Linked DNA regions of Homo sapiens: region 2 is linked to region 1. A link is an interaction called in ENCODE POLR2A ChIA-PET data of the cell type or tissue named here. Cell type or tissue: endothelial cell of umbilical vein. All regions are shown on one strand. Links, peaks and the distances in the headings refer to the core of each region. The heading gives the core; the rest is flanking DNA. Region 1 overlaps NTM (neurotrimin). Region 2 overlaps NTM (neurotrimin).

Evidence for each region. Peaks named below come from ENCODE experiments on the same cell type or tissue, not always from the same donor. Only the 100,000 strongest peaks of a DNase experiment are listed, where the experiment ranks them.
Region 2: POLR2A ChIA-PET joins it to region 1 with 7 read pairs; 2 of 35 experiments call an interaction of 5 or more read pairs at or near these places.

The regions. Positions count from the first base shown.
Region 1 is chr11:131,756,936-131,766,217 of GRCh38, forward strand. The region is part of intron 1 of NTM (neurotrimin); the gene reads left to right. Among named protein-coding and RNA genes, the nearest start is that of NTM-AS1, 98 kb to the left of the region's middle. In endothelial cell of umbilical vein, for the core only: no CTCF peak of the experiment used is centred there; no DNase peak of the experiment used is centred there; H3K27ac peaks cover 218 bases.
Region 2 is chr11:132,156,788-132,166,069 of GRCh38, forward strand. All of the region lies in intron 3 of NTM (neurotrimin), which reads left to right. Among named protein-coding and RNA genes, the nearest start is that of NTM-IT, 120 kb to the right of the region's middle. In endothelial cell of umbilical vein, for the core only: no CTCF peak of the experiment used is centred there; no DNase peak of the experiment used is centred there.

The sequences.
Region 1 (9,282 bases), core at 2,313-6,312:
TTTAGAAACGGGATCCAGCAATTTTATGATTCATAAAAACTTGGCTGATGATGTGGCTTAGAGCAAGGGCCTCAAATGCCACCTCAGAGCCCTGAGCCACATCCCATGCCTTCAGCAGGGGCAGCCTGTCTTTGGGATGCTGCTCCTAATTCCATACATTATCTCCTTCAAGGAAAGGGGCGTCATCTCCGAAACAGCTACATCTCCTTTGTGATTCCAGTTTCCACCCAATAGGCCCAGTGCAGTGACTCCAGCTCCTTCCAGGTAGCTGCAGCTCTTGCCACCAGAAAGATCACTTCTTTCTTTGGTTCTTCAGTCTTAGGCCTGATGGAGATGTCCTGTCATTGCTAATCTCTGTGTAGTCTCATCATCTCTTTCACTTCTCTGGAGGCTTTGTAACCAATTCTCTTACCAAATTCCTTCTACTGGAGTCATGCATGGACTCCAACTGTCTAGCTCTTCAACGATATACCAGGTCACACCGTTTTCCCAAGGGGTTTTAACCTGTCACCCTAAATAGGACTGATATGTAGCTGCACAGTCTAGGCAAACATGAGTGAAAGAAGATTTGGGCACTGATTCTCTTCCTGCCCTTCTAGAACCCATTTCCAGGCGTGTTAGGTCCATATTCAATGCCAGGTGAGACGGGGCTGAGTAAACAGAGGTTTCCATTAGCTCAGGGGAAGTGGAAAGTATCAAGCCCTGACATCGTCCACTGGAGACACTGATGTGAGTTGAAGTTAAATCCTCAGATGGTTATTATTATTATGTTTGTTTTTTTCTTAACAGGATGCTATTCCCAAGGTATACATATAAAAGCAGGATTCAAAGTCATCTAATTATTATACAAAGAAACAACCAGAGTAAAAGTAGTGGGATGAAGATTAGTAAAATGTGCCAGAATTGAGGAAAGAAACCCACCCCAACATTAGAATGCAAAGAACGTTTTAAAAATGCCATTATGGAAAGTATATTCTAGGGATAAAATGGATAAGTAGATAAAAGATTTAATGTTTAGCTATTATTCTACTAACTTCAAATTTTCAACAGAACTCCATTGAATAGTCTATGTTTCTAAATGGAGCATATTTCGAAGAATCTCCAGATGGTCACCGGACACTACAGGGCTCCGCTGAGAGCAAGTAGCCTTACTTAAGCAACAACTAGGGAAGCCCAAGATTTAAGTTCAACAGAGACTATTTTAGTCAGTTTCACTCTATCCTCGTCGGTGGCCAGTAGTAAGCTTCATTTAAATATATAGCTACAAATCATACCATTCTTTTCATTTTCTTTTTTGATCCTTTAATACAACTTCTGTCTTCCCCCTCCCCCCCGCCAACCCCGCTAGCTAATTGTAGCAAACTCTGATGATGTGGGCTAGTGATATGGCCATATTTCATTTCTGGCAAATGGATGTTATTTACATTTGAAAAAGTGAACCATACTTCACTTTCATTATGAAACACTGTCTTCAAAGCAACATCCCCAAAGCTCTTTTAATGAGAGAGGAGAGGGAGTGAGAGACTGTTTCTTCAGCAGGAAATAACTGTCCCCAAACTTACCAGTTTGGTATACTTACAGTTTTCTGCCTATTTTCTTTTCTCTCTTTCTTTCTTTCTTCTTTCTTTCCTTCCTTCCTTCCTTTTTTTCTTTCTTTCTTTCTTTTCTTTCTTTTGAGACAAACTTTCACTGTGTTGCCCAGGTTAGAGTGCAGTGGTGCAATCTTGGCTCACTGCAACCTCAGCCTCCCAGGTTCAAATGATTCTCCTGTCTCTGCCTCCCGAGTAGCTGGGATTACAGGCACACACCACCGTCCCAGCTCACTTTTGTATTTTTAGTAGAGAAGGGGTTTCACCATGTTGGCCAGGCTGGTCTCAAACTCCTGACCTCAAGTAATCCACCTGCCTCGGCCTCCCAAATTGCGAGGATTACAGGCATGACCCACCGTGTCCAGCCGTCTGCATATTTTCTTAAAGCCTGTACCGGCCTAGATGATTCATCAAAGAAGCCGTGACTCTTTGAACATGAGTGGGTCACCCATTTTTACTAAGAGAAGGAACCACCCTCAATAACTCCATTTCATCTTTGAGAAGTTTGGTCTAGAGTCATCCAAAGAAAATAAAGCATACACTTCTATGGATATTATTTGGATTAAATTCTTTGAAAACCTTCACACCTTTATGATTCCACTTAGAACATGCTGCCATTATGAGAAGGTTGACAGCTGCACACCCCTGTGCATAGGCAGGATTGGAGTCACACATCTTACTGTGCTCTCCATACTCTGGTACTGTTCACAGGCATATTTATAAGACCTCTAAAGAACTGCTTCAGGCTTTCAGGGAATGAGAAATTAATTCCGTGTTCATCGTTCCAAGAGAAGTATTTCTGGGGCTGCAAAACCAATACCACAGAGGATATGATTGCCTGGTGTTCTGGAACCTGAGAGCAAACAAAAGACAATATGCCATTTACACAGCTTTGCAGAGCTTATTCAAACATGCATTGGGACATGGACATTTTCATTAAGCTTACCAACTTTTCTTTCCTCTCTCTTTCCTTACCTCTTCTCTCTTCCTCCTTTTTTTTCAACTCATTTGGAGAACACACTAATATTTGTAACAATGCTATTTTCCTGGAGTAAGAAATTCACAACCACATGAAACACACTTGTAAGAGGTTAGAGAGAAGCCAGCTCTTCCGTGGGAAGCTAGTTGCCTGAAAGTGCTCAAGATTTTTTTTTTTTTTAATGATTTTATTACTTGGCTTGTTAGGGCTTATTTTCATAGCTGCTACCAAACTTTATAAGAATATTCTTTATCCAGGTCATTAATTTACCTTGCTGAAATTGATAATCTAGGAAGCCAGAATCCATTGAAATCTTGATCCCAAATGGATTTATCTCTTCAGGAAGGGATCCAAGTTTCATTTTATTTTTAGTGCTTTTTAAGGTATTCTTCACAGGAGGGAGAGAACGATGTGAGAGTGTTAATGAAAAAACTAAATAACTTTCCTAACATGAACCCATCATCTGAAAAGCAGAACCTAATTTTGAATTATTAAAGGAGGCTGGATCACAACTCACCACTGAGAAATCGAGGGAGGGAAAATGGTGTTTGGGAAGTCCAATTATTTCTGAACCAGAGACAGTCTTATTAAGTTGGGCAGAAAATTAATTAGGCTAATTAGAAAACCTCATTGGAATTCAGCAAGGAGTTATGAGAAGAAGCATGACAACACTGGAAGTGTTGATAGAGGGAGAAGGTTCTATGGGAGAGAAATGAGTTTTTCCGGAAGCAGATGCAGGGTGATTCATGCATATTGCGGTTGATCATTGGGTCACTTCGGATGGAAGCAGCAGCGTTTTTATAGACTTTCTGTTCCCAGTGGTGGGTCTTCACTGAGTATTAAAAATGATGTCTGGTGTATGTTGTAAGGGAAAAAAGAAAAAAATCCCTGAGATTTATTCCAAGGCTTCAGTGGGATTTTATATTTATTTTGGTATTTCCGATATGCTGGTTCATCAGCATGGCGCATTGTTAAAAAGTGCTGGGTGGGTGGTTTTTTATCTTCACGGATTTATGGAGTCCTTAAAACATCTGTTCCGTTCTGATTCCCCCGCTCAGTACAAAGACGTTAGTCAGGGGAAGCATCTCACACTGCACTGTTTCCACGCACTGACGTTGGCAGCGGCTAATAGAGATAACCCTGCTGAGACAGTCAGTGCTGTGTGGGGGCCGGGGAGGGGCCGGGGTTCCATCTCCGGGAAGAATCTCATGGGATCTGGGCCCTGCAACACAAGGGCCTTTGAAGTGAGACGAGGAGGAGCCTCAGGAAGGGTCGCCGGGGTGACTAAAGAAACCTGCGGAGGGAGCTAAGGAAACCTGTTCCAGGGGACGTTGGAGCGTAGGAAGAGGACTGTGCCCACGATGCTGGAGAATGATCTCCACGTCCCTCCTAAGCCCCTGTGACAGTGACGTCTTCCTTTCTGGGGCTCTAGGGAAAGGAGGAGCCTTCCTAGCTCCTGGGAGAGAATTATCAGGGCTGCTGTTGTTTTTGAGAAAATAGCTGCAACCCAGCCAAAACCACCGGGATGGAGGGACTCTTAAATAAGATGTTTCTCATGTGGGGTGGGCAGGGCAGGGGAAGCGGGGAGGACAGAACTCTTGATGAAAACTGGTGCCAGACTAAATCAGAGACGCCGTGAAAGTGGCAAGAGGCAGGGAGGAGAATCGACTTTGCAGGACCTGTTATGCGTTACGGCTTTTTCTGTGTGAACACATCCTATTCCTCACAGCAGTTCAGTGTAGTAGGCTTATTAGTCACATTTTACAGGTGCGGTAACTGAAATTCAGAGGGCTGAAGTCATTTAGGATCCACACCTAACAAGAAGCTGAAATTAAAACCCAAGGGTTACAGATGGAATGTTTTATATCCCCCTCCCCAAATTCCTATGTTGAAGGCCTAACTTTTAGCATCTGAATAATGGTGTTTGGAGATGGGGCCTTTGAGAGGTAATTAGGGCTAAATATAGTGATGAGGGTGAGGCCTGCGTGATTGGAATTAGTGCCCTCATAAGAGGAGAAAGCCGGGCACGGTGGCTCACGCCTGTTATCCCTGCACTTTGGGCGGCTGAGGTGGGCAGATCACCTGAGGTCGGGAGTTGGAGACTATCCTCCTGACCAACATAGAGAAACCCCATCTCTACTAAAAACACAAAAAAATTAGCCAGGCGTGGTGGCGCATCCCTGTAATCCCAGCTACTCAGGTGGCTGGGGCAGGGGAATCGCTTGAACCTGGCAGGCGGAGGTTGTGGTGAGCAGAGATAGCGCCATTGCACTCCAGCCTGGGCAATAAGAGCGAAACTCTGTCTCAATAAATAAATAAATAAATAAATAAATAAATAAATAAATAAATAAATAAATAATAAATGCAGAGGAGGAAGAGCGCGCATGCTCTCTCTGTCTCCTCTCTCTGTCTCTCTCTTCACTATGTGAGGATACAATGGGAAGGCAGCTGTCTGCAAGCCAGGGAGAGATCCCTGATCAGAGCCCAGCCATGCTGGCATGGCACCTTGATCTTGGACTTCCAGCCTTCAGAACTATAAGAAAATGAATTTTTGTTGTTGAAGCCAACCTGTGGTTGGCTATTGTGTTTTGCTATAGCAGCCCAGGCGGACTAATACACCAGGTTCATTTGTTATCAAAGCCCCAGCACTTTCGGCAGCACCCTAGCGCCTCAGGAGCGCCCTCTTTGGTATCTGAAGGAAATGGACACTCTTTGCCTAGGTTCCCATGTGGCTCAATAGAAAAATAGTACAAAGAGCCCTTAGAAAAGTTCCTATGGTCCCAGGATTGTGGGAATTGTCTCTGCTTATTTGGAGAAGGACCCTATTTTCACCCTCTTCTGGGGCAAGATAAAAAGGATCACAGGATTAAAGTTGGGATACCCAGGGGTGGAGACAAAATGACGACAGAGGGTTTGAGTTCTACATGTTCTTCATCCCCGTAGCATAGGGACATGGACAGATGGGCAGTGTGGGCTGCATGCAGGCCAAGGGCAGGTTGGCGCTGAATACTGGAAAATGACGACCCGAGCTGGAGGACCTGAAGCCGGGCAGTCTGCTCCAGCTCCCCAAGTCCAGCAGGTGTGACGGCCCTGTCGCCCTTCCCCTTCCTTGGCGTGGGCCTCTCCTGAGGCCGTCCTTTTCCAATCACCAGGTTTGCCTGTCAAGTTGAGCCAAGTAACAAGACAGGAGTCAATTTGTTCTCCCCAATAGACTGCTCCTCTGTCTATTCCCAGACTCCCAGGTGACCCCATTATGATAATGCCCAGCCTGACTGCTCTTAGAACAGGCCTGATGGAGAACTGAGAGCTTCCTTGAAATGTGAATCACAGAGAGGCTGGCAGCCCATGGCTCTGTCCCCTGCTGGCTCTGGACAGGAGCCTTCTGCCTCCCCATTGTCACCGCTGAGCGATGCCATGTGCTTATTCATGCTGCCTGCTGCTGGCAGCCCGGGAATGTCGCATCATGCCATCCATTCAAACAACGGGCTCGGTTCTGCTGACACCCAGGGAGACAGGCGGATTCAGGGTGTGAAGTGTGTTGCCATCACTTTGGCATCCCAATCTGAACTCAGTCTTTAGAGCAGGGGCTGGTTTTATGGTCCTCAGGTAGGGGATGGTGCCCCCACACCAGATCTCCATAAACACACCTTTACATAAAACCCAGGCAGCCTGACTGCCAAGCTTTGGTATAAAAAATTAGCAAGTCAGTCAGTCAACTGGATATTTGATTTAACATCAAATATTTTAGTCTTTCCAAATATTTGGATATGTTAATATTATGATAACCCAACCAAAGAAATGTGGTGATGCAAGATTGAGTGTCTGAATAATTTTCAAAACAGTAATATTCTCTACCCTGGCAAGAACTCCACCCCACGTGCACCCACTAGTCATTGAATCAATGCAGGTCGTTGAAGAGTAGTTATATAACACTTAGCCAAGACTAAAGCTAAATTTTGAGATAATTTAAAACACAGAGATTAAATGTATGCCACACATGATAAGCTGTTCAGTTTAGGGGATTATATTATCCAAGTGATTTATAGCCTTACACAACTTACTTTGTGTTTCGGGAGTGATAAAATCCCTATACATGTCTGAATCTAGAATGGGAAGCTGAAGAGCTCTGGGTACTACAAACCCCAGGGATCCTCATTCCCAGGCCCATGCTGCTCTGCTTCTTATCCACAGGCCCATCTCTCTCTCTTTTTTTTTTTTTTTTTTTTTTTTTTGGCATTGCTTAATGATTTCCTTTTCCCCTCCATTCTGTACGCTGCTTTATATAGTGCATGTCCCTGTAGTTCCAGGATAATTTATTATTTAATTATGTAACCATTACATAATTCTTCAGCTTTAGCCTTCAATGTTTTCATTGTTGTTAATATAACTGCTATCAAGACATGTAAGTTTTATTTATCGTTTCCATTGAGGAGCAATAATTATGTAACTCTGCAATTCTGCAACGATTATTTCTATTTGTTTAATTACATAACTATAACAATATTAAACCTCTAAAACATTTGGTGATAGATTTATGGTGAAGATGCTAGGAGACAGCAATAATAATGATGTATCAGAGTAATAATAAAACTAAATAATAGCATTAATATTAATATTAATGGCCATAACAGTAATAAGCGGCAACATTACCACTTGCTTTTTGTTCACACTGTATTTGGTCTCTTTAATAGATTTCTTCCCAAATCTCTGTGGTTAATTAGCTATATAACATTTGGTACTCAGCAGTGGGTGCAACTTCATTTCCAGACTTTACCTGGCAAAGCTGTGCTTTATAGAACACCAGATGGAACCGGTCTCTTTTGTCCTTTTTTATCAGGCTTGGAGAGGGCAGATTTCCTTCTTCCTCATGTCACCTGGGGACTTCCATAGACAGGATACCCTGTGTTGAGAGACACAGGTGTTGTAGAATCCCAAGAACCCGAGATGTGTTTGGAAAGCAGCTGTCGAACTGTTGGATGAGCCGTTATGGTGGAGAGAGCATGGGGTTTGGATTCCAACAGATCTGGACTGAATTTTGGCTCTGCCACTAACTGGGTGACCTTGAGCAAATTACCTAACCTCTGTGGACTACAATTTTCTGATATCAAAAAAGGGGATAATTATATAATACAGTAATGTCTGCATTGCAAGACTATTGTGAGAATTAAATACAATCATGTGTGCAATTACATGGGGTATAATTGATGCCTGTTGACAGCTATGTTTTGGAGCTACCAGTTGATGAGATTAATGGGAGAACATGACTCGAAGTTGCTCCTTCCTATAAATCACCTTGTCCTCACCCTCCCAGGAGCTCCCTTCTCACAGATGCCCCAGAGACATCATAACAGTTAAAGAGAGCTAACCTCTAACACAATGAGTGATCACTATGTGCTGGACAAGTCACACACATCATCTGATTAAATCATCACAGCTATCCTATAAGGGAGCTGTGATTATTTCATCCAGGTGAGGCTTGAGAACCAGGAACCTTAGAAGACATGCCAAAGTTCTTGCCGCTCACTGGTAGTGGAACCCAGCCGGCGCTTCTCCAGTTACACTGTGTACTCCCTGCAGGCGCACATCCTGAAAGCCACTTAAAGAATGCTCTGTATGAGAGCCGTCCTCCTGGGACAAATCCACTCCCTGCTTCTCCTGGTGCCCATACCAATCCATTCTCCACAGAGCAGCCAGCCCGATCACCTTAAAATGCAAAGCTGATGCCATTATTGCCCTTCTTCAACCCTCCAATGGCTTTCCGTTGCTCTGAAAGTAAAACCAACCTCCTAAATCTAAATACCTTTATGATTTGACTTCTGCATATCAAACTCCCCTCCTCTCACTCTTCATTACAGACCAGGGCGCCACACCTTCTGAGGCTACGCCAGGTTCAACCCCCATCTCTCTAGGGCCTTTGCACTCAGTTTCCTCTTCCTGGAAATCTTTCTATCTTATCATGTAGTATGTATTTTCTATCTTATCCGCTTATGTATAATCTCTTCTAGGAAAATTCCCCTCAAAGCTTCATGTAAATCAACCCAGCCCCATGTCCTGTATTCATTAGTACATGTCCTACTTATCTCATGTATAACATGGACCATGTATACAGCCATCTTCCTTATTCTTCTGATCATTTGGCTTTATGTCTTGTGTCCTTCACCAAAATATAATCTTCATGAGGCCAGGCACCGGGCCCGGCTTCACAGTCATACCCCATCCACAGCTCAGCACCTGCAGCAAAGCAGACACTCAGGAAACATTTGCTCATGTCAATCTAAAAAGAATTAATCTAAGTAGAGCGTTTACTTGGGCCAAGATCGAGGACTGCAACCCCAGAGCATAGAATCAAGAAGCCCTGAGTATACACTCCCATTAGCTGCAGTTACAAGTGGATTCTTAAAGGAAAAGAAGAGGCAGTTTCTGAGTTGATTACCAATAATTTACATTAAAATAACATAAACTATTGACTAGCTGTACATTGTTCTTTGTATCACAAATTCTAGGGACCTGAATATAATGGGTGAGGCAGCTGGTTAGGAACAAAATGACTAAACAATTGCCCTGGGCATGGAGGGGGCTGACTGAGGTCCCATACTCTTGTCTTTTTAGACCTGCATACCTCACACAGCTCAGACGGCAGCCAGCTGTTTCTCTTTCCTCACTTAAGGGAAGAATGACCACTTGCTCTCATGTGTCCATATATGCCCTTTGGGT
Region 2 (9,282 bases), core at 2,491-6,490, 400 kb after region 1:
TTTACAGATGAGATTAGTTTAAAGATTTGAGATAGGGAAATTGTCCTGGGCCCTAAATGCAATCACATAAATCTTTACAAAAGGGAGGCAGAGGAAGATTTGATAGGAACACACACAGAGGAGAAGGCAGTGTAAAGACGGGAGCAGAGGGATATGAAGATGCTGACCCTCAGGGTTACAGTGATGTGGCCACAAGCCAAAGAATGCCCATAGCCAGCGGAAGCTGGGAGCACCAAAGACCAGATATCTTTTGAGAGCCTCTGGAGGAATCACAGCCTTCCTGATACCCTGATTTCAGCCTAGTGAGAGTCATTTTTGGACGTCTCACCTCCAGAATCATCAAAGAATCAATTTCTCTTGTTTGTTAAGCCACTAAATATATGGAAATGTGTTATAGAAAAAGGAAACAAATACACTGACCTTCAATGTTTTGAATCCTTAATGGATGGAAATAGGAAAAACAAAAATTGATATTTGAAATCTGCCCCAAATTTAGTCTTTGTCACTGTGAGAGATGAAGTAACACTCATCTTTTTCATTATTTCTTTTTAAAAAAAATCTCTTTGGAGATGCACCCTTGTCATGTAAATGCAATGAGGCATCAGCTTTTTGTCCTTGGGGTATCTACAGGAGCAGATGGAGTCATCCACATTTCAAAACTAAGATGATACTTTTTGATGTTGAAAATTTCTGTCCCAGGGGCCCTAGGGTATGGAAGCAGGGAGGGAAAGACACCTCTGCCAAATATGGTTTTAATGAGAGGAAACCATTGATGTCGCCTAGCATTAAGCTGTGAGATTTGGTTTGTGAATGTGGGACCAGAGTTGAAGATTAAAATCGCTAAACATTCTCTTGTTAACTGGGAGAGGGACCTCGTATTTGTGTTTTTTCTCCACTATGTGTCTCATAGGCATCTCAAACTGAAAATGTAAAACATAGATCTCTTGAATTCTAGCCTTCTTTCCTGACCATCCTCTGACTCCAACCCTAAACCTGCTCCTCCTGGAGTCTTGCCATCTGGTAAATGGCAATTGCATTCTTCTAGTGGCTCATGTGAAAGCTGCAGTCCGTCTTCACTGTTTTCCTTTTCCCGTCCTCTTCCTCAATCCTGAGCACGTCCTGCTAGATTTTCTGAATTCGGAGGTTTATCCAGTCCTGCCTCTTCTGCCCTCTCCCAAGCTGCTGTTACCTTTGTCTGGAGTGTTCCACAGCTTTCTACCTAACTGGCCTGCTTTTTTTGTTCTTATTCCCTATCGTCTGTTCTCCATGCTCAGCGAAAGCATTTCTGTGCAGGCTTCGTTGTTCCTGATTTAGTCGCTTCCTGGCTCACCTAAGGTCTTTAACATCCCTACTGTGGCCTAAAAGGTCTTCCTTGGTCCGGCCACCAGTGTCTCCCTGGCTTCACCTCCACACACACTCCCTTTTCCTTACCCTGTCTCCACTACTTCCTGATATGCCTGTGATACACCAAGGTGGCCTCCTGGCTTCCAGGCCTTAAAGCTCCCTCTGCTGGTGCCCATGCCAGGTGTCCTTGGGGCTCTCTTCTTAGATCTCTGTTCAAGGTCACCTTAAGGCAGAGGCCTTCTTCACCACCTGCATAAAATAGAGCTTCCAACCCCACATCATCACACCCTAGCACCTTTCTTGCCTTGTTTGTTCTTTATAAAGTAACTCACCTATTGGCATAATGGATATTTCCGTGTTGGAGAGTGGTAGCCTGTTTCAACCCCTCTAGAACATGTGTGCCATGATGGTGGGGCTTGATCTGGCATGTTCATTGTTGTTTCCCAAGTGCCTAGAACAGGGTCTGGTGCATAGTAGGCACTCTGTAAGCATTTGTCAAATAAATGAATGAATGAAAACAAAGGCCTACCGTTAAGTGGACTTGATCATATTTTCTCAGTGTTTGCTCTCTCTTTGGTCAGGCGTGAGAGCATGAACTTCTCTGTTACTTCTATCAAAATGTTTTGGTCCCTCTAGTCTCAGACCAGGTGACATTCAGCTGAGTTTTGCAGTGTGCATTTTCTTAGCAAGGTAAAGAATTGAACCAGATTGAAGGAACAAATCACACAGCAGGAAGGACTCTGAGAGACCAAAGATGAGTCACTCCAGGTCACTGCCTGGAAAGAAAACAGGAATGATAGAGGCGCACCACAGCCTGGATAGCAGGAGAGGGCCAGATCTCTGCCACCCCCAGGGTGTGGGTTTCACTGTGGAGGGGATGGGGAATTATAGGAAGGGTTGAACAGGGAAATTAAATTAGTTGTATTTCAGAAAGATCTCTGGCATCAGAATGAAGGGTGGATTGGAGGGGAGTTTTGCAGCAGGGAGACTGAGAGAGAATGAAAACAAGGCTGAGATTGTATTATCCTGTGTTCCTGACCAGGAGACCCCCCTCTCTCCTTGAGGGGCTGGACAAACAGGGCTTTAGAGCAGCCGATCCATGGCCAGAGGGCACATATACAGGAAGAGTGGAAGGGGTCCCGTGGCCACATGGTTCCAGTTTTCCTGGATGATCCTATTCCTAAGAGACGCGTTTATTCTCCATGTGTGGTTGCTAAGGGAGTAAGTCAATGGAATTTAAAGTTGACACCTTTGTAAAAGTTTCAAGTTTATATATTTACAAATAAGGGAAAAAATGTGCCAGACTTTGTTTCTGTTTGGAATTCTGGGAATATCGCCTTTGGATTATGGACCTGAAATCATGTCACCAACAGGAGATGCAGTTTGTGTGAACAAAGGGTAAAGCTTGAAATAAGATAGGATAAGACAGGATAAAGAACCAGGAGAGCTTTTTAAATAGGAGAAGCTATTTGAAAGCAGAAAGGAGAACAGGTTCAGAGGATACCAAAACCGGAGTTATCACAGAATGTTTGTCTGACCACTCATTCCTGCTGCCTGCCTTGGAATCTCTGGAGGAACTTCCCAGAAAAAAAAGAAGAGTGGAGACCACTCCACAGACCCACCGAACCTGAAGAGCCTAGGTGCAGGCGTGGGTGTGGGGGTAGAACTGGGAATCACAGGCTGGAGCCCAGCGAGCTAAGGCCCGAGGCAGCTGAAGGTCAAATTGGGAACATTTCTTACATCAAATCCTAAATGAGGTTCATGCTGATTAGTAGGAACTGTGTCAAATAGGTGAGCAGGCCTGTTCTGGGTTTCTAATTACGGTGTGGCTTTCATCTCCCTGAGCTTGTTGCTGCACTGTTGTTCAAATGAAAAATGGGAAACAGACATGAAAAAGAGCTGCTCCCCTAAGTGGGTCAGTGCAGGCTTCTTCCACCTTCTCCCACCTTGTTTTTCTAAAGAGTTACCTGGCTTTGTTCCCTCACTGATACTCACTGAGGCATGGCAGCCATTCCTTTGCCCTCTTTGGACAGGGCAGCATGCTGCCCATTTGGGACTGGCAGTAGAATAGTCAAGAAATTCTTTTTACCTTTTTCTGGCATTCATATGGCAAATGAATTTTTCGTGCAAAAAAGCTTCCTGTGATTGAGTCGGTCTGGTAGCACAGGTGACAGCTAATGCACCAGGAAGTGCCCTCAAGGGTCAGCCTTGGCCACAGCACTGCATGAAGCTCACGGTCTGGTGGGGAAGGGGAGCTGAAGCAGGCCCTTCACCCCTCTCCTACCAACACATGAAATGCCTGCCTCATCTTTCAGCCCAGGACCTGGTTGAAGAAAGATGCATATATAGCAATCATCTTTTCTTCCTTCCTTCACCCATCAAATATTCCATGAACATCTACTATGAGCCAGGCATCACGCTACACTCACGGTAGAGCACGAATGCCCTAGTTACCCCCAAAGAAATAATATGTGGGCGGGTGACTGGAGAAGTCAGTAACTCCTTTTAACATAGGGAGAGAGCTGGGCTGAATACCAGGGGCTATGCCAGCAGCCAGGGGAGGCCCCTGAAGAAGCCCAGGGACTTTGGACATGAAGTTTTGCCCAGCTGAGAGCTGAGGAGGATTAGCTGGGTAGCATCAGGAAGGTGAAACCTTCTGGACAAAAAATGACAAGTGCAGGATGGGGCACCGCTGAGGGCAGGGTCCCTGTAGAGAAGGAAAAAGCATCCCCCGCAGGCAGTGAGAGAAGGAGGAGGGTGAGAGGAGAGACCCGAGAGGGGAGCCACGGCAGATGGCCCAGGGCCTGGAAAGCCCTGCCGGTGACTTCGGGATATTTCTTAAGGGCAGAAGGAGCCAAGTTAGGGGAGAGCAGACCCAATTCAGGAGAATTCCTCACTTGGTTTCAGTTTTGACAAGAGGGTATCTGGGAGCAATGCAGAGACCAAAGGACCTCCATGGTTCACAGCTTTGTGGGATCCCCCCTTCCTTCTTGCCTGGCCAGGGCTCCTCAGCGGAGGTGAGGAGGAGTTGAGCTCCTGGTTTCATACTATTTGTGCTCCTCCAGTGAGGCTTCATTTGTCCATGGATTCTCCCCCACTGGAGTGAGTGCAGCACCCTGTTTAGAAGATCGGCAGAATCAGCAGATGGACACCCTTCTTCCTTTCCATAGACAGTTCTCTTCTTTGCTATTTTCCACCTAGCTCTTGGAGGCTGTTTCTCATTTGGTCTTTCGAGCAGCTTTTTTTTTTTTTTTTTTTTTTTTTCCCCACAAAATGTTCTTTTTGTCATCTTCTGCCTGTCACCGTTTTTCATCCTTTTTTTCCTGTTCTTTTTCATGGTGTCCTATTTCACTCTCTTAGGCACGCTCTATCTGATACTCCCGTTCTCTCACGCATCGCCAACCCCGTTTTTCATGTTGACCTTCGATTCCGGGCACTGTGCACCCGGGCTCATGCGTCCTCCAATTTCACATTTCCCACAGTCTTCCTCCCCCCAACTTTCTTTGCTTCCTCTCCTCTTCCCCTGGCGCCCCCTTGCCAGTTGCCATCCCTCTGTTTCACCCAGTGTCCGCTTTCTTCCCCGTGCGCAGCCCTGTGCACCCAGACTGCGATTCCCTCCTCCCGCAGCTGCGCCATCCCCGGACCCTTCCTGCTGGGCTGCTTCTCCACGGAAGGTCCCCATGGGTTTCGCCTCCAACACTCAGAGCCCACATGGCCGTTGTAGAGAGGATAAGATAATCAGATGCACCTTTTTAATTATTTATTTTTCATTTCACTTAATAAGCACATCTTGAAATTGAGCTGCAGTTTCACTCGTAATAGATCATTTCCCTTAGGGAACCCACATCCAACCCCGGTTGAAATTCTCTCCGTGCGCAGTGCAGGGAAGGAAGACACTAGGTTTCAGGTGTCTTTCTTGAGATCCAAACATGTTACGTCCTAATGTAAAGTGCGTGGGTCTGGGAGTGTGTGTTTGTGAGAGGAGTGTGTAAGTGTGCATACTTTGTCCCTTCTGTAATGTGCTTGGGTATAGTAGGGTATTTGTGTTTTGGGGGGAGTGTGTATGTGGGGGAAGATGTGTATGTGTTTGTGTGTTTATGGGGAGTGTGTATGTGAGTGTGTTTATGTTTGTGTAGGGAGTGTGTATGTAAGTGCTTGTGTATGTGTGAAGAGCGTGTATGTGGGTGGAGTGTTGATGTGATTGTGTGTGTGTTTGTGGGGCATGTGGGGGGGACTGCGTGAGTGTGTGTATGTGTTTGTGGGTCATGTGTGTATTTGTGGGACATGTGTTAATGTATGTTTTTGTGTAGAGCATGTGTGTGAGTGCTTGTGTATGTTTGTGTGGGAAGTGTGGATGGGGGGAGTGTGGATGTGTGAGTGTGTGTGTTTGTGGGGGGAGTGTGGATGTGAGTGCTTCTGTGCGTGAGGAGTGTGGATGTGATCGTGTGTGTGTGTGTGTTTGTGGGGCATGTGTGGGGGACATGTGTGAGTGTGTGTATGTGTGTGGGGCATGTGTGTGTTTGTGGGGCTTGTGTGAGTGTGTGTGTGTTTGTGTAGGGAATGTGTATGTGATCTTGTGTGTGTGTGTTTGTGGAGCATGTGTGAGTGTGTGTATGTGTTTGTGTGGGACATGTGTGTGTTTGTGGGACCTGTGTGTGTGTGTGTGTTTGTATAGGGAGTGTGTATGTGATCTTGTGTGTGTGTTTGTGGAGCATGTGTGAGTGCTTGGTGGGGGAGGAGGTTTCTATCTGTCTATGAGTGATAGGCGTGATGGACATGTAACACTTAGCCCAAGTGAATGTGAAGACCACAGAGGGAAAAGGGAAGAGCAGCTACTCAAAGGGGCTGATGATTTACCTAACTCTCCCCTGGTCCACCCCAAGAGAAGGATCGGTTGTGAAAGTTCCAATTACTAGAAGTGTGATGGCCACTCCACCAGCCACCTGGAGCCCAGTGGAAGGAGCGTCTGCAGAGAGGCCCTGCCTGCCATTTGTTCTGGCCCAGCCACGGGCAAGCATCTCAGGAAAAAGGGATTTCCTGGAACAGTGCAGCAGCAACAGGACTGAATTGTGGGTTGAGTCCCGAGGATCTCCTCTGGCTCCTCTAGGCCCAGAGGCCTCTTCTGCTCCAGGCTGGGGTCCTTTCCTAGGGCACAATGACTCGGGTGCCCCTAGCTAGTCTAGTCATGGAAGATTGTAAATATAGCTTCTCATGTCGTCGAACTTTTAGAGGCAACTGTAGGAAAACAGTAGCAGGCAGGTTTCATCATGCAATGATAATGCTATTTTTATGTATAGCTTATTGAAACCTGATTATGTGGCAGCCAAGAACTAGATGAAGCTCATTATGCACACTGTGTCATTTAATGTTCAAACAGCCCTGTGCGATAGATGCTGTCATTTCCCTTCCTTTAGAAATGAGGAGACCAACTAACCCAAGGAAGGTTGCACATTGGTAAGTGGCAGAGCCAGAGTTTGAATTCAGAAAGTCTGACTCTTCACAGCCTCCCTCAAACACTAAGCTTCCCCTTATGAGCAAAGGATCAGGTTAACCTGACTCAAAGGACTGTATCCCAATTGCCAGCACAGGCATGGGCTCAAGTTGTTGTAGAGACAGAAGCCTCCTTGGAGGCCACCTAGCCAGTGATTCTCAGCTCTGCTGCGCATTGAGATACTTGGGGTATTGTTAGGCAATACCAACGTTGAGGTCCTCCTCAGAAATTCTGACTCAGTTTACTGGGGGTAAGCCCATGGTGTCTTTGTTTTTTTTTTTATTTTTACTCCTGGATGTTTCTGTTGTTTACCCATGTTGAGAACCACTGTCCTAATTTACAGATGGGAAAACATGAAACTGAAGAGGTTAGCTGGCTTATCCAAGGTCATGCCGCTGGTTAAGCACAGTAGCAAGGACTAACCCAGATCTCCCATCTCTCTTCCAGGGCGCTTTCTCTTGCCCCTTGATGAAAGACAAATCTTTCCTTATGTGTGTGAGGGAACAAAATACAATATGGTGGGTAAGAGTTTGGACTGAGACACCAAATGGGTTGGAAAAATCGCTGTGTAATCTTGGGTTTTATGTGTTCTCTGGCTTTGTTTGTTGTTGTTGTTGTTGTTGTTTTCCATCTGTAAAATGAGGAAATAATAAATCCTGTCTGGCGGGATTCTTGTTAGGTGATAACATGAGATGATACCATTAAAAAGTGCCATAATCTAGCTCAGCATATGGTCATTGTTTTTGCTGTGTGGAAAGGACCATCCATTAGACATCAGCCTCACTGGGCATTCTCATGAGCTCAGATGGCAATAGTCAGTAACATCAACTTTGCGTTTTCAAAAGTAGCACACAATTAAAGAATACATTTCTTTATTTGACTATGAACTCATTAAGGATGATGTGTGCTATGTAAATGCACTCTGCACAAGTTGACGTCACCTGTGGAACCTCGGTGACGATGGCTGATGGAATGTCTGGCCATTGGTTTGGCTGAGGTAGAACCAGCATCTAAATCTACTGTTGCCATGTTGTCCTTCTAACTTGTTGTCACAAATGGGGACACTTGCTGTTCTTCCACAAGTTCTTCTCAATCTCATCACTAAGACAGATGTGAAGACATTCATAATGCTGATCACGGGTACATCTCTGACCCTGTGAACTCCCGAGGCCTGTTTTCCATGGGATGATTTACATCAGGAGACACGATTGTCTCCATCACTGGTTTCAATACCATCCAACAAAGATGCCATGGAGATTGGAGCTTACTCCCTAAGGACATTGTCTCTCAGCTCATGCAAACGCTACTCTTCCTGAGTTTCCCCTTGCCTCCCTGGACTCTGTCTAGACGGCTGTTTTATTCTCAGCTCCCCCTCCCCTGTTGGCCTACACATAGTCTTCTGTTCTTCTCACTTAGGCTACATGCTGTCCAGTGACCCACCCAGGCCTGGGGCTTTACCTGCAGTGCTTTCACCCATGATAGTGATATCTTTATATCCAACACCGGCAAAGCTATGTTTGTGGGAACCTAATGGAATCTCCTCTCAAAAGTGGCACAATGTATTCAAAATTAAACAAATCATCTTGCCCCACCTCCCTTACCACCCCAAATTCCTCTTGCTTCTGTATCAGCAGTCTTGGAGTGGTAAAACCCAATTCTCAAGATAGATAGAGGACTAGAGATCGTCCTTGATTTATTTCTTTCTGTAGCACTCCTCATTCAGTCATCTGTTCCTATAGATGCCCGTCACTCACGATTCCCCATCTTTGCTGTCATGGCCTTGCTTCAGCCATTTATCCCATTTACCTAACTTATTGCCTTCCTACAGCCTGTGTCCTCCACTGTGCATCCTGTGTCACATGGTCACAGTAAAATAAGAGCAAACATTTATTGGGTCCTTTCCATGTGACAGGTACTAGGCTTAACTTACAGAATCTCATTTAAATCTCCCAACAATCTTAGGTAGTAGATATGAGTGTGATATGAACAATTTTAGGTGAGGAAACTGAGGCTCAGGGGGGGTTTAGTCTTGCTGAAGATCATCCAAATAAAAGATGGGGCTTGAACCCTTATCTACTATTGGAAGAAGCCCGACTGTGGGGCTGTTCCATCCCTAAGAGGCTGAGCTCTCTCTGCTTTCTCAAAAGCATCCCTCTGCTAAGTGCTGCTTCTTGCAGAGGTCTTCTTCTTTTATTTCTTTTTGGGCTCTCCTGTTTCCTTGGAAATGTTGATTTCATTGCATTTTCCTAATATTTCATGCTTTAATTTAATTTATTTGATACTACTGTACAGTGCCTTGAGCACCTCAGAGGAAGTGAGAGTTTTATAAATAAAATAATTATTACAGCTTGCTCTGATGGCAGCCCCTGAGCTATTTAGTAGATATATCAATTACTCTCAGTGTTGAAAATTTTCACCTAAAGCTCTTTATGGCCCAAGTTTTCCTT